3 separate regions of the Homo sapiens genome follow, and regions 1 and 2 are each linked to region 3. A link is an interaction called in ENCODE POLR2A ChIA-PET data of the cell type or tissue named here. Cell type or tissue: GM12878. All regions are shown on one strand. Each heading gives the region's core, and the rest is flanking DNA. Links, peaks and the distances in the headings are about the cores only.

Region 1 (7,976 bases), core at 1,870-5,869, 110 kb after region 3:
GGTAATAATAGTACTAGATGTGGACTTTTAGAAATACCTTTAAAATAATTTATAACAACTAAGCTGAGGGAAAATATTCCTTAAATTAAGAATTATAAAATATTGTCTGGCCATGATTTAGTTTTCAGAGGTATGACAGAAGATAAAAGCAAGTGGATTATAGAATTAAAATGTTTATCATACAATACATACAAAATAAGGAAAGAATTAATAACAGTAACAAAGCCTTTATAAGTTATGAAAAGTATACTAGTGGATAATCACTATAGGACAATTACAAAAAATAGAAGAGTATAATGAAAAAGGAATGAAATCAAAGTCATCATCTTTCTAATTTTCTATTCACTTTTAAATTAATAGCCTTAACCTATAGAGAGTAATAAAGGAAAACAGGTCATTGATTTCTTCTCACTTTAAACCTTGTGTAAGCAATAGAAAGACTAAGCTATTTAACATAGAATATAAAGTATAATGAATAAATTAGGTGGTTTTCTGTGTTATCAAATTAAATTAGCCAGAGGTTCTCTATTCCAGCTGTAATTTGACTCACTCAGAGATCACTGTATTTTTCAAGTTCTGAAGCTCAGGTCCTGGATCAGATCAGTTAAATTACCTCTCTAGAGGTGGCAGTATACATTTTTCCATTTAATCCTCAAAGAAAGTGAACATCAGTGAAATAGGCTTTCGCATTACCCCTTTTTACAGATAAAGATAGTATGGCTCAGAGAAGTTAAGCAAGACTGAGAAAGCTAGTCAATGGCAGTATGGGACACAAATTTGATTTATCTGATTCCATGTATGATATTCTTTCCATTTGACTGTGAAACTTCACCATTGTTAGTGGAATTTGAAATAAGACCTCAGGGCCACTAGCAATTCTTTAGAAATTACTGTGGTATAAAAAAGGTCTCTGAGGGATGCAAATTGCTAAATGCAGTCTAATGGAGGATGTCAATTCATACACGGGGTATTATTGTGCCCTGTGATAAGACTAACAGGGGAATATATAAGGTTCTTAAGGAACACGAAGAAGAGTGTTTTAGCAAGTGATACATGGAGGAGAATCTCACCCTTTCACTAAGCTCCCTGTTTACAAAATTTGGCTTTAGTTAAAATGGGGGCTTATTTTAGGACCCTGAGATATTTCAGTAAATTCAACTGAGGAAATAAAACCTGACCTTCCATGTCCTAGAAAGTGAGCAATTTGTTACTCTGTGTTGTTTGGGAGGTGGGTCTCCTCTTGTCTGTCTCCCTCTGCACATTGGCTCCACCTGCTTCTGAAGTTGGGCTTTATATTTTTACTCATAGCTTCTCTGCACAGGTGAAGACTCCTCTGGCTACACAACATTCCTTTTTACCTTTCCCTGCTTTATATTTCTCCACTGCACCATCTTATATACTCCATACCCTCCTTGTCTATTTACCATCACTTTCCCTGACCAGGTGGCATCACAGAGGAGGTATATTTATCAGTTTGATTCACTGCTGTGTCCTCAGTACTTACTTAGTATTTGACACATATAGAGCCTCAATAAATATATGTTGAATAAATTAATGAGTGATTAATTAAATGGAGACTTCTTCAAAAACTTAAACTTTTTCCTGATGATTTGAGATTTACTGATATTGATCAGGAAATTAGTTCAAGCTCAAGCTTCAGTATTTCTCTTTGTTGTATTTGACAAAAAGAATTTGCATTTACCTATTTTTAGGCTTCAGATATATATTTTTTTCTTAATTCTCTGGAATAACTAATATCACTAATTTCTTAACTTCAAGTTTATTGTACTGAGGTAGCGTCATGATCAAATGGAAAGACCAATATACTTGGAATTACAGATTTGAAGTGGCATCCATACATTAAACCCAAGGGATTTATTGTTTTAAGTGGTGAAACATGCAAAAGATATAGCCCATTTTAAAAGTGGTAATTATTAATTTTTTCTATGAAAGTGTATCTTGTTCATGACTATTAAAATTGTTTCTAATTTAAGGCTATTACATGTATGAACATTCTGCTATGAACATTCATGTATGTTCATAGCAGTTTGGGACATGTGCTGTCATTCCCTTGGGTAAATACTAAAGAGCATAATGGCTGGATCCTATATAAGGTTTATGTTTAACTTTTTAAGGAAGTGCCAAATTCTTTCCAAAGTTAGGTAGTACTTTACATTGCACCAGTGGTATGTAAAAGTTCTAGATCCTCTGCATCACTGTCAACACTCATCATGTCTCTTCTTTCTAAATTTAGCAATTCTTACAGGTGCACAGTTATACATCACTGTTGTTTTAATTTGTGTAACCAATGATATTCAACATTTATTCTTGTGCTTATTTTCCATCCACATATCTTCTTTGATGCAAAATCTATTAAAATATTTTGCTCACTTAGTTGTGTAATATTATTCAGTTTTGAAAGCTCTTTATTCTGGATATAAATCCCTTTTCATCCTTTTCATATATATTATTAAAAGTATTTTTCTCAATGCCTTTCGTGTGTGTGTGTGTGTGTGTGTGTGTGTGTGTGTGTGTGTGTATACACACACACAAAGGTAGACTGCTGCCTCATCCAGTGCCTCATTGGGATGTGTCTGGAGTCTTGGAAGCCTTATTACCCACGTCCTCCTACAAATAGACCTTGAGAGCTTGTTTGGAGATTCTAGCAGGGGAGCACAGCTACTCGTATACCCTTGACAGAAGACGCATCTTCCTCTATCAAGGATGGTTGTCCTCTTCTGCCAAGCATGCAGCTTCAGGAAGAACGCACATGGAGCAGTGAGGGAGGAAGGGGACACACACCTAGCCAGCTACGTCAGCCAAATCAACCCTGATGATCAATGGGGTGACAGATGTCACAGCCAGATCGCCTTCACATCCTGCCTTTATTAATACATTCTCTTAATGGTGTTAGTAAAGGAACGTTTTTTAATTTTAAAGAAACTACATTTATCAATATTTTATTTTGTAGATAATGCTTTTGGCATCATATCTAAGAAATATTTGCCTATCCCTGGGTCCTAAAAATGTCCTATGTTTTCTTCTAGAAGTCTTACAATTGTAAGTTTTATCTTCAAGTTTATAACACACTTTGAGTTAATGTTTGTATATGGTATGAGTTATGGATTTAAGTCAGGTTATTTTAACTTAAGGATTTCCAATGGTTTCAGTAACATTTACTGAAAGACTATCTTTTTTTCACTAAATTGTCTTTGTAATTTTGTTGAAAAGAAGTTGTCAATTTCTTGGTTCTTTTTCTGGATTTTGTATTTTGTTCCAATAGTCAAGTTTTTATTCATTATCTCAATGCCAAACTGTCTTGTTTATTGTACTTTTATAATAATTCCTAAAATCAGTCAGTGTTCATCTTCCAATTTAACTCCTCTTTTTCAAACTCTCTTTTGGTAATTGTAGGTTCTTTGAATTTTTGTATAAATTTTAGGACAATCTTATAAATTTATACTAGAAAACTGCTGCTTTTTTCACTTGGGATTGTGTATTGAATCTATGGTTCTATTTGAGAGCAACTGATAGCTTAACAATACTGAATCTTCAACCTGTGAACATAATGTACTTCTCCATTTATGCAGGTCTTTAACATTTTTTCTCAGCTATTTTTGATGGTTTTCAACATGTAGTCATCTTACATCTTTAAAAATATGTATTTTACATATTTCATAATTTTCATGTTACTTTAAATGGTATTTTTAACATTTCAACTTCTATTGATAGTGTGTAGAAATACAGTTATTTTGTATTTAAGAGTATTGTGATATTCTGTTATTTTTGCTTGTTTGTGTGTTCAGCACCTTCGTGCATTTTTAACTACTTCCACAGAAACCGGTGATTTTCTACTCGACAGAGATTGAGAATTTTAGCAGAAATAGAAGAGAGGTACTCCTCCATCAAAGTGAAACCACAAAAATCTTGTTTACCTTGCACTTTCTGTTTAAACACGGTTGGACCACATAGCAGCCAGATCAGTTAGAAAGGCTGCTCTTTCTTCTTCCTGTCCCTGTCTTCTCCCATCAGTGCACAAATTCTAAACCACGGGACTACTTGACTCTCCATTCTAGGGTGGCTGTGCTAGGAGTCCGTGTTCCTATAATGGATACATTCATGTACTTGGAGAATATGATCCCATGTCTATTTCCTTTAGAGAGAAGCTCTGAAAATATATTTGATAGTGAATGATCTGGAAGATTATTCCAATTTACCCTTCCAACATCTGTTTTCATGATCTCCTTTTTCTGCACTGTTTCTTCTACACTATATATTCTGCCACAGAGTGGCAAGGATAATTCAACTTGAGTATATTTTAGGTTAAAAAAGTGTTATCGACTTTTTCATAAATTATAATATACCTCTATGTATCTTTTTCCCCTTTGCATTTTTATTTAGGTTATCATGTTCTATAAATTTTATCAAATAATACAAATTAGATGAGAATGTGAAGATAGTTGATTTAAACGAGGATATCTAATTTATATGAGGATAATAGTTAATATACTATTTTTTGGTAAGGTATTAATTTGTGTTCTTAAGTTGAACTTTTATAGTTCACTATCCTATTTAAATGACAAGAGCACAAGAATTAAAGCAAGTAAATATTGAAATTCTAAAAACCCTTCCTGAAAATTCCAAGTTTTATCAAGGAGCTAATTTTTACAAAAGACTAATTTTGTACATATTTTAATTTTCTAAAATATGACGTGCCACTTCTTGTGTGTGTTTCAGTGTTTGTGAGTGTTACATATTCTGTTTCCTGAAAATAACTTGGTTTATTCAGCAAAATACAGTTCTGTTTTTTGAAGCAAACTAGATTCCTTCTTTTCAAAGTTTGATAGAAAGCATAGATATTTGCCTCTGAAGTTTTCCATAATTAACTTGGTTTGGAAGATATGTTTGAAAGTATTGATTAAATTATGTCCTTTTTCCACCTTTGTTTTTTGTTTTTTGTTTTTTGTTTTTTTTGAGACAGAGTCTCTCTCTGTCGCCCAGGCTGGAGTGCAGTGGGGCGATCTCGGCTCACTGCAACCTCCGCCTCCCGGGTTCATGCCATTCTCCTGCCTCAGCCTCCCAAGTAGCTGGGACTACAGGTGCCCCCCACCACGCCCGGCTAATTTTTTGTATTTTCATTAGAGACGGGGTTTCACCGTTCCTTTTCCTACATTTAAGCTCTCAGATAATTGAGAATATGCAATAACAAGGAAATGAGATACTAGACCAATTTGAACTAATATAAACAAATTTCCAATATTCATCTCAAGCATAAAAATACTTATGGGATCATGTTGGGCTTAGTTCTTAATTAGATCTTGAAGCTCATTTTCTTAACCACATTCCAACAACTTTGAATGACATTTTAAATACTCTGTTGCCTTGGTGTTTTATATCAATTAGCATTGTTGTTTTCTAGCTTACTTATTATTTTTTACTTATGAATTTATTAGTCTAATGACTTCATATGTATTATATGCTCATATTACCAGATGAATTTTGAGTAAGTTTTTAAATTATTTTCATTCTTCTTTAGTTAAATGGTCTCTACAGAAAACAAGATAAATTTGCATATATTCCATATGCATGCTGAATTGAGAATGCAGGTTTTTCTTAAGCAATACCCAAGGTAGTTATTTAATACTCAAGCATTTTGGCAATTTCTTTATATGCTGCTGTTGACTTTTACTGGACTAATTTCTCTATAGGCAAAAGTAAATGGCCAGTGTTAACTCAGAAGATTTTACAAGTTTGTAGTTTTACATAATTATACATAAAATAAGTCATTCAAATTTGAAGAAGTATTGAAGTTTTAATAAATTATGTTAAGTCAAGTTTAAAATCAAATGTATGCTGATTTGGGTCCAATAATAGGGATAAAATATTAAAAATTAAAAAAAGAGAAGAAACAACAAAACAGTAGAAAATGGAGAACCTAAGATTAGCAGTTGGAATTTAGATGATGTATTAATTTTTCTGGAAATCCATGTTGTTTTCTTCATTGTGTCACTTACAAACAAATATATCAAATAGTGCTTTATCAAGATAGTATTCATTTTTATATTTCTGCATTAATTAATCAAACATTTATTCAACAACATCTGTGTGCCAGATACTTTGGTAGGTACTGAGCATGCAAAAAGGAGCCAACAATATAATGGGGTAAAAACCTAGATAAGCAACTGACTCCATTCCTGTAGAGTAGTAATACTGTCTGCCTAACTTGTAATGATTCTTTAACTTTTAGCCGTAATATCACTTTTTGTAGACATTGTTCCTTGAGTAATATTCCTTACTTTCAACTGTATTAAGAGACACTACTAGGTATTTCCTCAACATTCTGTTCTTTCTTTATTGTATCACTTACCACACTTTAATGTAAATGCTTGTTTTAAAATCAAACATTCTAAGCTTTGGCAGGACAGATCAAAACTGCCTTGCTCATATTTATACCCCTTGTTCCTATCACAATACTTGGTGCGTGGTGTATGTTTACTATAAGTAGTTGAATGCATGCAAAAGGAAGAGGGAGGGAGAGAAATGCAGAGAGGAGAAACAGGGATAATGAAGGAAAAAGAAGAAAAGGAGTGAGGAAGACAAATCTCACACTGAAAACCTCCATTAAAGTCTGTTTTGGATTAAATTCTCAATTTATTTTCAGATAAGTCAAATTTACAGATAGAATAAACAATAGAAGAAGCTAAAATTCCTAAAAAATATTATTTCCCCTAAATATGCTCTGGCGAGGGTTCTGGAGACAAACATGCACATGAGGTCTCATTCTACTTTCAATCTACCACCAAACTATTTAAACAGTTTGAAGAAAGCTCAGTAACAAAATCATAGATAAAAATGTCTATATTCATGTATCAGTCAAATGTCTACCTAAGCAGACCAAGATGTAGGAAAATTTCAAAATGTTATCTATCTAAACAGACTGTATAAGATACCACTTAGAAAAATCCAAAAGTCATTTTCATGTAACAAATCCAATGTCAGAATTCCAAATAAAATATTTCCAAATGGGTAGGAAATTATATATATATAATTTTTATATATAAAAAATATATAAATTATATATATAATTTTTTACATAAAAATTATATATATTTAATTCTATATATTATATTATTTATATAAAACTGTTAAAATTATATATATAATTGTATATAATATATTATAAATAATATATAAATATATATTATTATATATAAACATATAAATATATATTATTATATATAAACATATAAATATATATTATATATAATATATAAATATAAATATTATATAATAAAAAATTATGTATAATTATATTTAATTTTAGGTTAACTTCACACTATGAAATATATATGTATGTACATACATACATGTATATATGTATATACATATATAAATATTATATATAATATAATATATAATATATAGAATATATTTATATAAAATTTATATATAATTTATATATTTATATAAAATTATATATAAAAGTATATACAATTATATATAATTATATTTAATTTTAAGTTAACTGCGCTATGAAATATATATATACATGTATATGTATTATGTACATAATTTTATATTATATATATAATATTTATATTTATATATGTATACACATATACATGTATATATGTGTATACATATATATTTCAGTGTGAAGTTAACTTAAAATTAAATATAATTACATGTACATATATGTATGTACATATATACATTTTCATGTGCATATATATGTATATACATATATGTACATAATTTTATATTATATATAATACATTATCCTTATATTTATATATGTATGTACATATATACATGTATATATGTACATACATATATATTTCATAGTGCGAAGTTAACTTAAAATTAAATACAATTACATGTAGATATATGTATGTATTTATATACATTTTCATGTGCATATATATGTATATACATGTACGTACATATATACATGTATATATATGTATGTACATATA
Region 2 (7,976 bases), core at 1,870-5,869, 50 kb before region 3:
TTTATTTCCACTGGATAAATAAAAAAGAAACCTTAAAGCCAATATTAAAAACCAGGAGGCTTTAAAATAAAAGTACAGATTTCCATAAACTCTTGAGAAATTGAATGATTTGACAACTCTGAATCTGTACTCTTCCTAAGGTTTAGCTGGTTAAAGCTGACACTAGTCATGGTCTCTCAAGTTTGACATTTTCATACCTGGAGCTCACATCTTTCATGATACCTGTCAAGTGCATTCTTCTCTGTCGCATATCCCCATCCTTATATTTGAATTTAGAAACCCTGTGAGAGATGAGATAATTATGAGGAAAAAGTCACAAGATGTGAGTTGATGTGGGGTTATAAACACAGATATACTTTGGTTTAGAATGGAGTAAAGATTCATATTTCTTGAAGGTATATTGGAAAGAGAGAGAGATAGGTGATTAAATAGCAAAAATTTGATCTGTAAGCAGAAAAATAACTTTCAAATTGGATGGCTTAGCAAGAAAGGAGCCAATTAAGGCTATAGAGATCTGGTAAAGAAACCTGATGGAAGAAAGTAAAATAAAATGTTGTAATAGTTTAACTAGTATATCTAGCCATGCTAAATAATGTGTCAGATAGCAAAAAATCTAATAAGTAAATTAAATAAGTAATTGACACTAGTTCAAGTATTATATCTGGTCATGCCTTTCCTAATAGCTATATAAAAATCAAATACTATAAATAGGCTATATACATTTTGCTATTAATAACATATTCAAGTGAAGGGTAGTAAACCTAACTTGACCCAAAAGATTCGTATTACAATTTTACAAATCAATGAGCATTACATTCATGTATTTGAGGGTGATCTATTTTCAATTATAATAGCTGATAGTATGAATGAAATGTTAGTACTATTTTTGTATGGTTCTCCTTAACAGATTAAAGAAATAAACAATAAAACAATGAACAAATGTTGAATAATACATACAAAGTTGTCACTTCCTTGAAAGGAAAGGATAATTTGTAAAACCATTATTGTACAATGTGCAAAGAGTTCATAAAAATTAGAATTGGCTATAGCAGAAATGACTAGTGAGTATTAATCAGTTTGATACCTGTAATAAAAAAATTTAGAATATGAAAATATCTGACTGTTGGCTTAGCTTTTGCAAATATTTTTGAAAAGATATTAGAAACTAATTATGGATCATTTATTATTATTGTTATTATTTTCTTTCTTCCTCACTTTTCTGGCATTTAAGAATTTCCATATCACTTTGGGTCAGTGATTGGGTGTGGGTAAATTTTAAAAGTGTTTTCAAAATTCTACTTTTAAGTTTTTGTTTATTTTTATTTTTATTTATTTTTTATTTTACTTTAAGTTCCAGGATGTGTGCAGAGCATGCAGGTTTGTTACACAGGTACATATGTGCCATGGTGGTTTGCTGCACCTATCAACCCCTCATCTAGGTTTTAAGCCCTGCATGCATAAAGTATTTGTCCTAATGCTCTCCTCCCCTTGTCCATCACCTCCCGACAGGCCCGGGTGTGTGATGGTCCCCTCCCTGTGTCCATGTGTTCTCATTGTTCAACTCTCACTTGTGATTGAGAACATTAAGACATTATTTCCAACCATTTTTTTATCTTACTGATTCAACTATCATTATAAATCTTTGAAATTTAAAAATCTTATTAAACTTATAATGTTCTTATTATATTCCTAATAATTGTCCGCATAATAAAATGTGAAAACAGTTCCTGAGATAATTTTTTTTTACATTTGTGGATATGATTTTCAACCCTATTACTAATCCCTTTGTTCCCATATGCCTTATTTTATTTTCATAAGCACACCAAGAATCGGTTCATATGTATTCATCAAACAACTGTACTTCTATGCAATTGTCTATGAGAGATGGTTCTGTTACTTCACTGTACTTTGAGGATTCACGATATATGGAGTTTATGCATTCTACAGCTAACTTTGCACTCAAAATAATTATCTTAGTTTTAAGCCTTAATATTGTTGATAAAAGTTTGTTCTTTATTATTATAAGCTAAGAAATAACACATTTAAGATGCATTAAATGTTGTGAATAAATCTGTGAACATCGTACGGGAGATTATGTAGTTATGTCCAATACTTGCAACTTGACTTTTTTTCCATATTTGGATTATTTATTTTCTTTTTTTGTTATTGTTTTTTACATGTTGACTAGAAACCCCGAAAAGTGCAAACATCAATTATAGATGTATAGAAATGTACAAATGTACACATCAGGATAGCTTTATCACATCATAATTAGAAAAAATATTTCAGCTCTTAGTGTCATGATATATCAATAATCTGAAATACATAAAACCTGCAGGTTAACTAAACATAATTGCAAATTTATATATGCTTAACTGACAAGAAAAATTTCCTATTGCATACATAGATTTACTTTACAAAAACTTCTACATACAATGTTTATACTATCTTCTACTTGCTTTGATCAATAAGTTACCGATAGAGCTAATCTTGGGTCACAAAGCTTATTAGTGGCAGTGTCAAGATTCAAACCCAGACCTCCTGACTGAGGAACCAGGACCTTATAAAATAATTTTGTTAAGAATATATTTTAGTACCCAAATGTATATTATTAAAATTTATCATTATGGAATAAATGATTCTCTTTGCTCTAAAATAACAAAAGTCATTTTTCATTCAACATTACCAAATTCTGGACCAAATATCAAATGGCACTCTAGGGTGTAAATTAAACTAAAAATGCTCTTCATCAAATATTGTGGGACAATTTTGCCTTTTCATTTGTTGTGTTTAAGATTTTTTTTGACACTAAGATGTCTTTCCCATAACTGCTAGGACTTAGAAATCCTAAATAAGGTACAGTTAAACGTTTTATTCTTCCAGAGCTTTAAGACAAGTTGCCTTGCAAAAATAATCTTTCAAAACAAACAAATAAAAAATGTGTGTTCTCTCTGTTTTTTTGTAGGCATAATGAAACACTGGGCATTTTTTAGTTTTACTTTTTATTTTCTTTTAGTGAACTGGGTCAGTACTAACTTAATTTACAGTGATTTTTTTTTGTAGTCAGTGTCTAAAGTTTGCAAAAACTGATTCCTAACATATGTATCATAGCCTAATTTGCTTCTCAACTTGTGATACATTCCACCTATAAGATTCGTCACACAGTATTTTCTGATGGAGTTAACAATGTCATTTAGATTAAATTTTAGTTGCAACTGTGTGCTTATTATTGCCAAGAAACCCACAGAGAAGAGTGGCACTTGGTGATAACTTAGTTATATTTAACATTTCACGAGTGAAAACTTGTTACTAAACAATGTTTAGTAAATTAATTTTCTGGGATTCTGCAGTTGCTATTTCAAGTGATAGGTGACGTTGAAAGGGAAGTTCTAGTTGAAAATTCAGTTAAAAGTTTCTGGGTAGAACTCTACTTGTTGTCAGTTCAACAGTCCAAACCAACCTTTCAGTTTAAGGCTGATATTGCCTAACAAAAAAAATAGTTTTTATGACTAAGATATTTAGTTTCACTGAAAATGAAACAGATTTTCAGATTCCTTCAGTTATCTTTAATGTTAAAATAGTTGCTCAATTTAGGTGTTTGCTTATCTAATGAGGATTCAAAAGTTGAATTAGGATCACAAAATGACAGTTAAAGACCTGTGAAGGGTCTTTTTTTGTTTGTTCTTTTGAGTCATGCACAGAAAACACAACCCCTTGCTTTGAATATTGGGTAATAACTTGACCACGTACTAGGAAAACTTGTACTGGTAAAGCATGCATATTAAGCATTAGCTTTTGTTGATTCATGTGTCTCTAGATAGAGCGCAGATATTAAAGCCAGTTTTCTTTCTACCTCTCTCATTTCTGAAATAATTTTGTTTGACCTGCTGTTAAACAAAAATTTCTATCAATTGTCTTCTTAGCAAAAGCATATATGTTCTCCTTGGTGACATGTTGTTGTTTCAGTTCAGTTTAAGTACAGGAGTTTTCTATGCTTCCAATGACATTTAGCTAATTATACTTGAATTTTTTTTCATATTTATAGTCTGAACAACAACTAGACTTAGCAAATTCACAAAGCTTTTAATTCGCCATTACATCTACAATCTAAAAACTGTTTGCACTAGGAGATAAAAAACTAACCTTTTCTTACTGTTTCCAAAAATTATGAAGCACTTAAGTCATAATATTATTCACTCATAGTAATTACTTTCAGTCTTTCTTGGATCCTATAAATGGAATCTTAACTCAGATAATTTTCCATACGTAGAAGACCTAAAACAGAAACTGAAAGTTTGGTTCAGGAATAAGAAAAAACAAACAAACAAACAAACCCAGAGTCACTCAAGTTTACCTCTTTTTCTTTTTACTTTGTAAAATATCGAATTCCAAGTTTTGCCTAAGTTTTTTGTGTTTTTATATTTTGATTAGTCTATGTGAGTTGGTAGTCTTTTCTGTTTTGAAATCACTTTTACTATTTTCACTGCTTCAGTTGAAAAAATACTGCTGAGCCTATAACAACATTGGAAAAACACATAATTACAATCTGCATTTAGTAATTATTTATCTTATTAAGCATTAGTTTCTCCTAAGAGTTAGACAATATGATGTCTTTTAAAACTGTGCTTAACTCTTATAGTTCCCTTTTTAAATCATTTTTCCCTAAGAGTAAATAAAATAAAGAGGTTTACTTATAATCAGGAACTTAAAAGACATGTTTTACATTATTTTTGCAACTAACTGTCTATAACACAGCAAAGGTGCTGTTATTGGAAAGTCCATTTTGACGTTAGTTGACTAGCATGTGTTAACTTTTTTGACCAAATAAAATAGATTTTCCCTTTTGGATTTCCAAGCTACAGAGTCTTTTTTCAAATCAGGACCACTAGTTTACTCACTGCAGCTTGCAAACATGCCACTTCTTGGGAGTGTACATCTTCAAATAGATCTACAGCAACCCATTTAAATTATATTCAAAGAAAAACGATAACACCATCTAGCCTGATGATTTAACCACATCCGTGTAGTCTCTATTTTAGAGCCAGCCTTGTCGTTTTCACAGGAAATGAGAAATTTCTGTTGAAGTACAGGTGTCAGATATTAATTATTCACCAGACAAATAAGTGGTACTCAATAAATATATACAAAAAATTCTGTATATTGCCACTTTTGATGCTAGTTGTTAACTTTTGTGAAAAATCATTAAGTGCTTGACATAAACACTTTTCCAGTTTCTATAATGCATAAGCCCTAGGGTTGCTTATTTAAAATATAATTATCTTCTTATATAACCTGGACTTTGTTAAGATAAACTGTTATGGTGTGTCAGTGGTATTTCTATCAATTTTTGTGATTTCATTTGTAGAGCATTTGTATAGGATTTTCTGTACAAATTCTACTGGTTTTGAACCTGATATTCAGAATATTTGGGGAAAAAGATCATAACATTATTTTTTCAACTAGCTGGTGGACATATTTCTTGTTTATAAAATTAGAGCAGAGTTTTTCAATCACTTGGTTTTCTAATTAGAACAAATATTAAACTGGAAAATATTTAGAGCAAATCAAAATAAAGACAACAAAAGAAAAGATATGAGTTACTTTCCTCCCTTCTTTGCTAATCATGCTTATGCCTTCTGAGTTAGAGAATTACTCTTTTGATGGAGTCAAGGGATGAGGTTATATTCTGCTCTCACTAATAAAATTTACCAATTGTGATGAGCTTAAAAAATAAGAGCACTAGAGGAAAAATGTTTCCATCATATCTTAAATGTTATAATAATGACATTGTTTTTATTACTTTGAAAATACAAGCTTGCACTAAGAGCACTTTAGTAAATAATATCCAATTTCCAAACTAGGTGTAGCGTTTTCTCAAATTGCTTTTTGCTGGTATTATGTTGTATATCCCCTATTATGTTGGATACCCCTAGAATCAAACAATTCCAGACTTTTGTAGGCCAGGTTCATAGTTTGAGTCAAACACAACCCCCTGCTTTGAATATCAGGTAATAACTTGACCACATACTAGGAAAACTTGTACTGGTAAAGCATGCATATTAAGCATTAGATTTTGTTGATTCGTGTTTCTCCAGAGCTCAGATATTAAAGCCATATATATATATGTTTTTTTTTTTTTCCTTAAAATCTACTAGGGTCCCGGACTCTTCCCTTCTTGTTAGTTCCAGGTGTAAATAACCTCATCCAGTGATTTCTTCTGCTCACTGTTCTTAACCCTTGGAACTCTCCTCTAATTACTCTGACCTATCCTTTCCTCCTCTCAATTTAATGGCAGCTACCCTTAAGTCATTTTAATCTATGGACTTATATGGGAAGGCAATATCCCTTTTGCTGCCTGGATGGCTCCAATTTATAGTGGTATCTCTTGCTGATTGGGGTTACAGGAACATTTAAAAGGTCCCAATCAATAGACTCTCACACAGTTTAGATTACAGGCACTGCCAGATATGTATTCCCTTTCATCTCAGCATGCAAGTTAGTTGGCTATTTTATGCCTGACTTCACCTCTTCTAGTGCCTTACTAAAAGGAGAAACTAACATAAACGAACATACAGACACATTTTAAACAATTATTCAAGAACAACATATTTATTAGATGCATGGCACAACTTCCAAATTATTGAAGACAGCAACTGTATCAGGTGCTTCTCTATATCATGCCAAGGATCATCAGTTTTCCAGCCAGCTATATATATATATTATAATCATTTTCCATCATCTACCTACTTAGCATATGCATATATTTACGTTCATGTAGCCTCTCAATCTGTTATCAATTTATATATTAGGTATGGGCTAGGCTAAGTATTGACCAAAAAAGTAACCTTAAAATTTAGTGGCCAAACAAGTAGGAAATTTCTTTATTTCTCACTTAAACTCACATGATCCACTCATATACTATTTAATTAAGAAAACTAACTTGCATGACCCAACTGAGCTCTACTTGGGTTTTGAGACTTGCAAATATTCTAGCTGAGCATCCATGTGCCCAAGTAAAACTTAGAAGGTTCAAATATTAGAAGGAAGAAGAGAAAAAAGGAAACTAAGGAACAATTAGCTACCTCTGCCACACAGAGTCCAATGTTCTATCTATTCATTTTGTCTTTGATGTATCCATCTTACTTCCAGGACTCTTGATCTTAGAGAAAAAGTTGCATATACATCTATTGCTATAGTTTTAATTCTTCTTTAGATAATTATAATATACATATCATATGTATAAATGTATATAAGTTTGAGAAGTTCATTCCTTTTAATAGCATTAACTATGATACAATCAAAAACAATCTCAAATTATTTCTCTCCACCTTAACTAGATGATATTAAACAACACTTATGACTATCAAAATACGCTGAAGCTAGCAGAATAACTATTCAAAGTCAAGTCATGGCCACTGTGTTTTACTTAATAAACCAATTTTTCTATATATTTTGATAATTGGAGTGCTTTTTATAACTCCACAAATAGATGTTTATACTATATCTATGTATACAGTCATTAAGAATCTGTGCAAATGATTTTTAAAATTTTGTTTCTTATAGAATCGACTTAATTCATTGGTTTAATCACCACCTAAGATTCATAGCTTACCAATTTGGTAATCTAAGATTAATAGTTTGCCAATTTGTATTTTGTCTTAAGTTACTTTGTAAATGACACCATCAGTTCTTGGATATGCTGATGGTAATGTAAAACTTTGCTTGTATTTCAAATACAGGAAGAACATACTTCGTTTCTTAGATGCAGAACGAGATGTGTCAGTGGTCAAGAGCAGTTTTAAGCCTGGTGATGTCATACACTATGTGCTTGACAGGCGCCGGACACTAAACATTTCTCATGATCTACATAGCCTCCTACCTGAAGTTTCACCAATGAAGAATCGCAGGTTTAAGACCTGTGCAGTTGTTGGAAATTCTGGCATTCTGTTAGACAGTGAATGTGGAAAGGAGATTGA
Region 3 (7,976 bases), core at 2,121-6,120:
ATAAGGCAAAAGACTTGGGGCTTGACCACTAGAATTGCCATGTAGGAAACAAGATACTGATACATTCTGCCAACTTTTTCAGAGACTAGTGTGCCATATCAGATTCCTATTGGTAAGAGATCAAAGAAAGAGTCATTTCTGTTTCTTTTTCTCTTTGCTCTAAAACCTTACCCCCCAAATCATTTAAAAACCTGGATGAGTAAATACATTGTAGCAGAATAAGTTTAAAGCCTTTAGCTATAAACTTATTTTTAAAGTGGCTTTAACAATCTTTTTCAGTTATTTGATTACATAAAGGCAAGTATTGGAGCCACATTCACCAGAGGCAAGCTGGAAGTTTTGTTTCTTACAGTTTCCAGTTTGAGCCTAACACCTATGACTGACTTCTTAGAAATAAGCCATTTACTTTTTCACATTCCATGGATAAAATAAATCAAAAAGAATATTCAGACCTACAAGAGAAGAATCACAAAATAGAGCCCTGGTGAAGACCAGTATCCAGTGCAGGAAGTAAAATCAAAATGCAGTGCCCTGATTCTGATACCTCTGGCAGCCTCCCCTCATCAATGTGTGTCCCAAATAGCCAGGGTTATTCTATGTTCCCCACTATTCTGCTGGATGAGATTTCTTGTTTATGTGTTAGTAGGTGCTTGTACTCTCCCTTCAAGATAGTACATTTATGATTGAGTATGGTTTTCTGAAGATCATATTTAAACATAATACATGGTGGTTGATATATGTGGGAAATATTGTTCAATAGTTTCTTTTGAGATCAATCAAATCACATTATATACGATGCAAATTCTTACACAACTGTTTCATCCAGATGATCTTATGCTGGGGCTGTCACCTGTGGAGCATAAGTGAAAGCAAAATTATAAAGTATTTGCTCAGTTCTTAAGGAAGGATACTTGCCATCATATCTTAGGAACTCTGGCCCTCTAGTATAACATTGTGCCTATTTGTTGGCAAATTAGGGAGCCATCCAGATGGTACCATTTTTGTACATTCCGTGAAGAATTTCTGTCCCTCTTAAGACCTTGCTTCAATATAACTGGAAAGGCTTTACGTCTCAATGAGCACCACCTAAACTTCAAATATTGGAGAGAGATAATAAAATGCGTAAATACCAAGTAAGGTGTAAATAACTGATAGCTAATTCATTCTTAGGGGCAAATAAGTTGTTGAGATTAAAAGAAGGGATTTATAAGGGCCCTATGAACATGTTTTGGGAATTTGCAGAGCAAGAAGTGGAAAATATGTTGGAGCAACAGTATGGCTGACTTCCATTCCTCATGATAACGCATACATTGCATCTTCATTCAGATGGATCATGGTTAGGCATCATAGTTAAGCTCAGTAACAAAAAATTGTAAGTGACAAATCATTGCTCTGTATTGTGTAAATGCCTGCTGCTTTTTTTATTTTTACATGAGTTTTCAACACCAGACTTCATTTCTTCAGCAATGATATTGTTTAGCTATATCCTCTGGTTAAGTTTTCCTGGTGAGAATACAAGTCGAATGCTAGCATCTTAAGAACTCAGTTACAAACACTCAGTTCTTACCTGCTTCCACTTTTATCCTCCAAACCATCTTCCAGTGACCATGTTGATAGCTGAATGGAATATGTTGCAGAGGGAGATTGTGCTGGCAGTTGCTACCTTATTTCTAACTAAGAATAAACTGATTTTGTTTCAGACAATATAAACTTTTATTGTCAACATCAAATTGTTTTCATAATGAAAGTATGGTCTATATTGCTTTTCCCATTCTCTAATTAGTCATTTAAAGTACACTCCTAAAGAAAATATTGCCTTTTGATGTCACTCTAGAGATAGTAAAATCAGTGGAAAACTGTCTTTCTTTAAAAAATAAACAAAATGATAAAGTGATGATATAATAAAGTAATTAGGAATTCTTAGGTAAATAGCTTATATGGATTTCCCTTAATAAATTATTGGCCTTTATAATAGGAGCTTCCTTGGCCTTTATACAAATTTCAGCAAACTTTACCAGTGTTCATTAAGCTATAGCATCAAGCAACTGAGTTCAACTTTAAAGCTTCCTTGTTTTGGATACTCAACAATATTTGCATCAGTTACAAACTTGGATGAAATTAAATAGCTAAAAGAATCATGTGACTGAATGTATCATAACATAATCTAGCATGGCACAGATTCTACTTTACACTATTAATATATTTGATAATTTGATCTAATAGAAACTAACTTTTTTTTCTTTTCACTGGTGAATCTTAATTAAAGTAAAATCATTACTTGCAGCTAAAGTTCTGATTCTGCATTTTATTCAAATTATGATCATATTCCTCTCAACAGAATTCAGTGAGCTTTTTGCAAAAACCATTTTATAGGCACATATAAAATCTACAATATGGCAAGCTAACCTTATACCAAAATATATGTTTCTCAATACTGCTTGAAAGAATTGTACAGTCATTATAAATGTTAATAGCCCCTATCTGAGAATAATAAAAACTGGGGATAGTGTTGAGGTGGGATGTGGGCAGTTTATCAAAATTTTCAGCTTTGTTTTTGCTTCTTAATAGTCAACTTTTGTTTTTGTTTTTGTTTTAAAAAAAGGAACTTGATACTTTGTGGAATCCATCTGTGCTATAATCAAATAATCCATCAGCAAGTCTCCATTAATAAACGTCGCTACCAGGAAGAATCAATGTTGCTAAAATTTTGTTCTTTGCTCAGCTCACAATTATTTCCTCTTTCTGTTTTCTCTGGAACAGATGCATACACCAGAATTGCTGTCAGTTTCAAAATTAATAAGCTAATTATTTTATGAGAAATAACACAGAATATATAAATACAAATATTTTAGTAATGTACAAATTGCAAATTCCTATCAGACTGAATAAAAGTGAAATACAGATATTTTTCATTAAAAAATTCTATTGAAGTAGTAAAATATTTGAAATCACATAATTCCACATTTTGAAATATGAATAGAAGTGTTCCTGCTGTATCACGTTCATTCCTTCTATAAACATGTATAGATTGCTATACTGCGCTAGGTCTGAAGCTCCAAAGAAGAAAACAAAGCAGGGGCTTCCTCAAGCAACAAAACCAGCTTGGTAGCCAACAAGATTACATAGGGAAGTGACAAGGTAGTTTTGGAATGCTAGATCAAGGGATTTGGCAAATGCATGTAATACCTCTGGTGGATGGGACATGTAATTTGTCACTGATTAGAGATTCACAGAAGAGATTCCAAACAGTATTAAAGATCAGCTAAAAGTATAGGCTAAGAATTTACAGTAATGCCTATCCACAAATTGTGTCAGAACTATGTTACCAGTGGAGGGTGTCTAGGTTTTTGGTGTCTTGAACAAATAATTGGACAAAACACACAAACAAAGCAAGGAAGGAATGAAGCAACAAAAGCAGTGAATTATTGAAAATGAAAGTGCACTCCACAGGATGGGAGGGGGCCCAAGCATAGGAGCTCAATAACTGCGCTACAGAATTTTCTAGTGTTTAAATACCCTCTAGAGGTTTCCATTGGTTACTTGGTGTATGCCCTATGTAAATGGAGAGGATATTTCTTGTCATAGCTGAAGTGTTTCCATTTGATTTAGTTCTAAGAAGTCAGCGTGAATTGGCCTTATGTTCCCTGCCTCCAGACCCTATCCTCCTGCCTCAGCAATATACTGCATAATTGACCTCTTTTTAAAGAAATAAGCATAATGACTCCAATACCTATGGCTTGAATAAAAATTTGTGTTGATCCCAATTTACAAAAGTCCCAGTTTACAAAAAGCATCAGGTTCCCAACCATAATTTTACATACTCAACTTTATTCTAGAAGGGCATGGAAGGCAATAAGAGTAAACAGCTATGCAACTATGGAAATCAGTAACCTGTGTAGAAATTACCAACATGACAACAAAAATACGTTCCAAATAGATTTATGAACCTCTCTTCTTTCTTTATCATGATGTACAGTAGGTTTTGCATTTCCCTTATTTTGGCTTTCTCATTTAACTTGGTGTGCACAGGAAATAAGTTTTTGAATGTCTTACTGTGACACTGAGTGTGATAATGAGGAGGCATACTGTGATTGCAAATGGATTAGGTGGGGGCCAGGGAAAGGGGTACTTACTAGAGAATAAAACACACAGAAACAATCTTTTTTGAAAAAACAAACTATCTTCATTTGTTTTTATTGTTTGGAATATATGTAATAAGAAAACTTTGGGGACTTTTTTTTTTTCTTATATTCTTAAGTAACCTAGAGACAAGAATGTTATAAGAAAGAATGTAGGCTGACTGGAAAAGAGACCCTAAGGAAGACAGAAAGCTCCAAAAATGTTATGGGCTAGTCAGGAGATAATATAGGCATTCATCTTCCTCTACAGTAACTTGTGTGTTAAGAAATGACTTTGCCTTATTCAAGCACTGTGAGTCATGATGAAATGAACCGCTTGGGGGAATTTTGCAACTCGCTCAATGTTCTGACCCTTTTCATATTTAGGTATGATTGGGGATTTTCTAACCAAGCTGATGATGATATTAGGGAACATTTTCATAGCTTGTTCTTTAGTCCATTAGAGCAACACATTGAAAACTAGTTTCATGGTATCCTTGAAAATTCCCCAACTTGTACCCTAAAAAAAAACTCTAAAATTGCCATGTGCATATGTATGTATATACACACACATATATATAAATAGACACACATACACACACATAAATATTTCATCAAACAACTGTATGTATTCTCTGCTTTGGATTTCTTTAAAATAGCACTACAATCTTGTTAAAATAAGTAGAAAATACTCTAAAATGTTAAAATAAAAGGGTGAAAGGAAATTTATAAGAACTTGGAGAAATCTAAACACATTTGAAAATTCTCATTTCAGGTATTAGACAATGTTGCTGTGTCTCACTGATAAGACCAAATAAGATATGACATGATATAAAAGTTTGGGATCAGGAACAGTTTAAAAAAGACTCCGTATGAATTGAAAATATTAAAAGTATATATTTTTATTTAAATATATGTATATATTATATGTAGCTAATGCTTACATATGGAAAATATTTTCATGATTTTTTGACATAATCCAGTTAAATTTCTTATTTTATAAAGGAAACTGTTGCAGCCCAGAGTCTCATCTGCTCAAAAATAGACACTCAGTTAGTGGCACAGTTAGAGTTGCTGATTCCAGGAGCAGCTCTCTTTAGACCAATCTCACTATAGAACAGTGTATCTTTATAATAGCATGGCAATATTTGTGCCATTTTATCATTTCTTTTTGATGTATGATTTTTCAATATAATAAAACCTATTGATTTAGAGACCCTTGTATGTATTGCCAAAATAATATTCAGAAAGTGAGTGCTTTCTATTTATATAAGTTATCACAGATCTTGAGCTGTTTCTGTCTTGTGTTTCCTGGCCAGAGATAAAGAGAAGATTATTTTTCATAGACAAGAAGAGGAAACAACTAAATTAATTGCCTTTGTAGCTAGGGATTTATAGTTCAAACTTTGGACCCAAGTTTTTAAATAATTCTAAAATAGGATTTCAATGGTTATTTTTTCAATTTAACAAAGAGAACATAAATTCTATAGCTGAGTTCTGAAGCATTTCATTAAATTTAAGTTCATTTATCTGCTCAGGCTTTCAGCTGACATCTGCAGAGCAAAATCAAGATCTTTTCTGGCAAATTGATTGATGGTGTGCCATATTATTTATAAGGCTCAAACTATGTACATTTGAAATATTTTCATTTAAATGAAATTTGAAACAAGATATGAAACCTTGCAATATGTATTTACCCAGAAAACAAGTGAAATTCATATCATAATTAAATATAATTTTTTTGCATATTCTAAGTTGGCAAAAGGTTATAGAAAAATTTTTAAATGGGTGGGTGTGGTGGCTCATGCCTGTAATTCCAACTTTTTGGGAGGCCAAGGTAGGAGGATTGCTTGAGGCCAGGAGTTTGAAATCAGGCTTTTCAACATAGCAAGCCCTCATCTCTACAAAAAAGAAAAAAAAATTAATGTTCTCTTTTAAGTGCAAGTTTTGTCACTATGGTTTAAATCATTTTGCTAGGAAGTTTATAATGTGGATGTCATAGTGTTGGAAACTGAATGCCACCATTTTATGATTTGCTGAAATTACCCAGTAGCAATTTTATTTTCTATTGTACATATTTGCTAGTCTATTCAAAGCAAATATTCATGAAGCTATAGCAAAAGAAACTGCCAGAGAATAGCTTCTAAGCATCTACAGTGTTGATGACTTACAGTGAGTCTCTGGAATTCACAGAAACATTTTCATTATAAATTCAGATTAAATTAATTACATTCTTATAGATAAATAAATACTTGTAATATAGTGACTTTTAATTTGATATTTAATTTAACAGGTTTTTTTTTCTCTAGTGCTCCAAATTTAATCAGTTACTAATGTTTTGACTGGAATGAAAAAAATACATAATTTACATATTACTTCTGGCCAAGATGTATTTTGGTTATGTTATTTGATGTGTATTCGTTAGCAGTCTAAGTAATGTAACATTGGTCTTCATTAAAATCTCTGATTTCTTTCATTTATCTTATAGAAACACCATACTGTAATTTCTGTTCCTTCTTCTGGTTGTAGAAGAGAGGTAGCAGACTCATGACTCACAGTTTGACTTGGCCTACTGACCTGCTTAATAACACAGATATTTAAAAATGAAATTAACTGTCAACATCTAAGTATCATGAGATTTTTCAACAGACATTTCAATATCTGGTGATTCTTTTAAAGATCAGAATATCTGGCAGTCCTAGATCTCTATTTCTTCATGATTATGGTGAGGCAGACCTAAATCGTGCTGTCTTCTATACTCTAGGCACTGACATCCTGTCCTTCACAGTCCCATGTACCGCTTTGTCTCATACATCCTGATAACAAGCCTGATTCATTCATCCTACTTTCTGGTTTTATCCAGCTCTCTAACCATTTGTTTTACTATTCTGCCTTATGAGAGTAGAATGAAGTATAAACATATATGGTAATTGATTCAGACACTCTCAGAAATGGAGAATACTGCATAGTTTCCAATGAATATCTCATTTAAAAATAATGACATTAAGACATTCTTGGGCAGATTAAGTGACTTACTAAGACAACATATACAATAGCTAGGTATCAAATATACATCTTTCGGCATGAGTTTAAGAAACCAAATTTGAAACAGTTGCAAAAAAGTAGGCCACATTTCACCAGTAGAGATTCCTTTCAGGCAGTGTGTGCTAGTAAATGTTTCACAACTAACTCTCTGGGAAAACAAAGTGGATTTATAGCATTTGCTGATTTTCATAATGTAAATACTCCCACCATGCCCAATTTCAAACTAATGAGGAGATGACAAGCAGCTCACAAAATTCCAAAAAAAGAAAAAATTCACTGTGGCTCTGTGGATCAGTAAGGGCCAGCTCTAGCACATCAGAATAAACATATGGTTCAAGGAGATTCTTGTGTAAATTGGGTGAAGAAAACTGCAGCTATTAACATTCAGGCTTAATAAATGAAATCATTTCTATCACACTGGCACCTCAATCAGAAATGTCTATCTCATGTATTAGAATATTTTCTTTAAATTTTAGCTGTCATCATAGTTTAGATTGGCCAATGCAATTGCACTGGCAACAGTGATATCTGTAAACACAAAGTCAATAGCTTTTACAGACTTCATCACTTCTGGTTTATTACACCAATCAAATATCAACATGTGTAATGGATACTTTATATAATAATCCCTAAAGTGGAGTCTCTAAATATTTTGGACAAAGAAAAAGTATTTAAATTCTTCATCCTCCTATTGAGTTTGGACTGGCTAAATGCTTTTGAAACTAGTTCAACACTGGCTCCCTAAAGCACTTGTGACACTTACTGATGACTCAGGTTTTGCAAGTGGAAAGTAGAGCTAATGATCAGAATGGT

Evidence for each region. ChIA-PET counts read pairs that join two places held together with the same protein. Peaks named below come from ENCODE experiments on the same cell type or tissue, not always from the same donor. Only the 100,000 strongest peaks of a DNase experiment are listed, where the experiment ranks them.
Region 1: POLR2A ChIA-PET joins it to region 3 with 7 read pairs; 2 of 35 experiments call an interaction of 5 or more read pairs at or near these places.
Region 2: POLR2A ChIA-PET joins it to region 3 with 6 read pairs; 3 of 35 experiments call an interaction of 5 or more read pairs at or near these places.

The regions. Positions count from the first base shown.
Region 1 is chr5:100,727,962-100,735,937 of GRCh38, reverse strand. It overlaps the pseudogene RN7SKP62. Among named protein-coding and RNA genes, the nearest start is that of MIR548P, 85 kb to the left of the region's middle. In GM12878, for the core only: no CTCF peak of the experiment used is centred there; a DNase peak (open chromatin) is centred at 3,957; H3K4me3 peaks cover 608 bases; H3K27ac peaks cover 784 bases.
Region 2 is chr5:100,886,364-100,894,339 of GRCh38, reverse strand. It overlaps ST8SIA4 (ST8 alpha-N-acetyl-neuraminide alpha-2,8-sialyltransferase 4), which reads left to right. Exons shown (of 5, transcript NM_005668.6): 3 at 7,740-7,976. Among named protein-coding and RNA genes, the nearest start is that of ST8SIA4, 13 kb to the left of the region's middle. In GM12878, for the core only: no CTCF peak of the experiment used is centred there; DNase peaks (open chromatin) are centred at 3,709 and 5,002; H3K4me3 peaks cover 2,453 bases; H3K27ac peaks cover 3,821 bases.
Region 3 is chr5:100,837,056-100,845,031 of GRCh38, reverse strand. The region is part of intron 4 of ST8SIA4 (ST8 alpha-N-acetyl-neuraminide alpha-2,8-sialyltransferase 4); the gene reads left to right. Among named protein-coding and RNA genes, the nearest start is that of MIR548P, 24 kb to the right of the region's middle. RefSeq lists enhancers at 3,232-3,451, 4,366-4,615. In GM12878, for the core only: no CTCF peak of the experiment used is centred there; a DNase peak (open chromatin) is centred at 4,471; H3K4me3 peaks cover 995 bases; H3K27ac peaks cover 3,859 bases.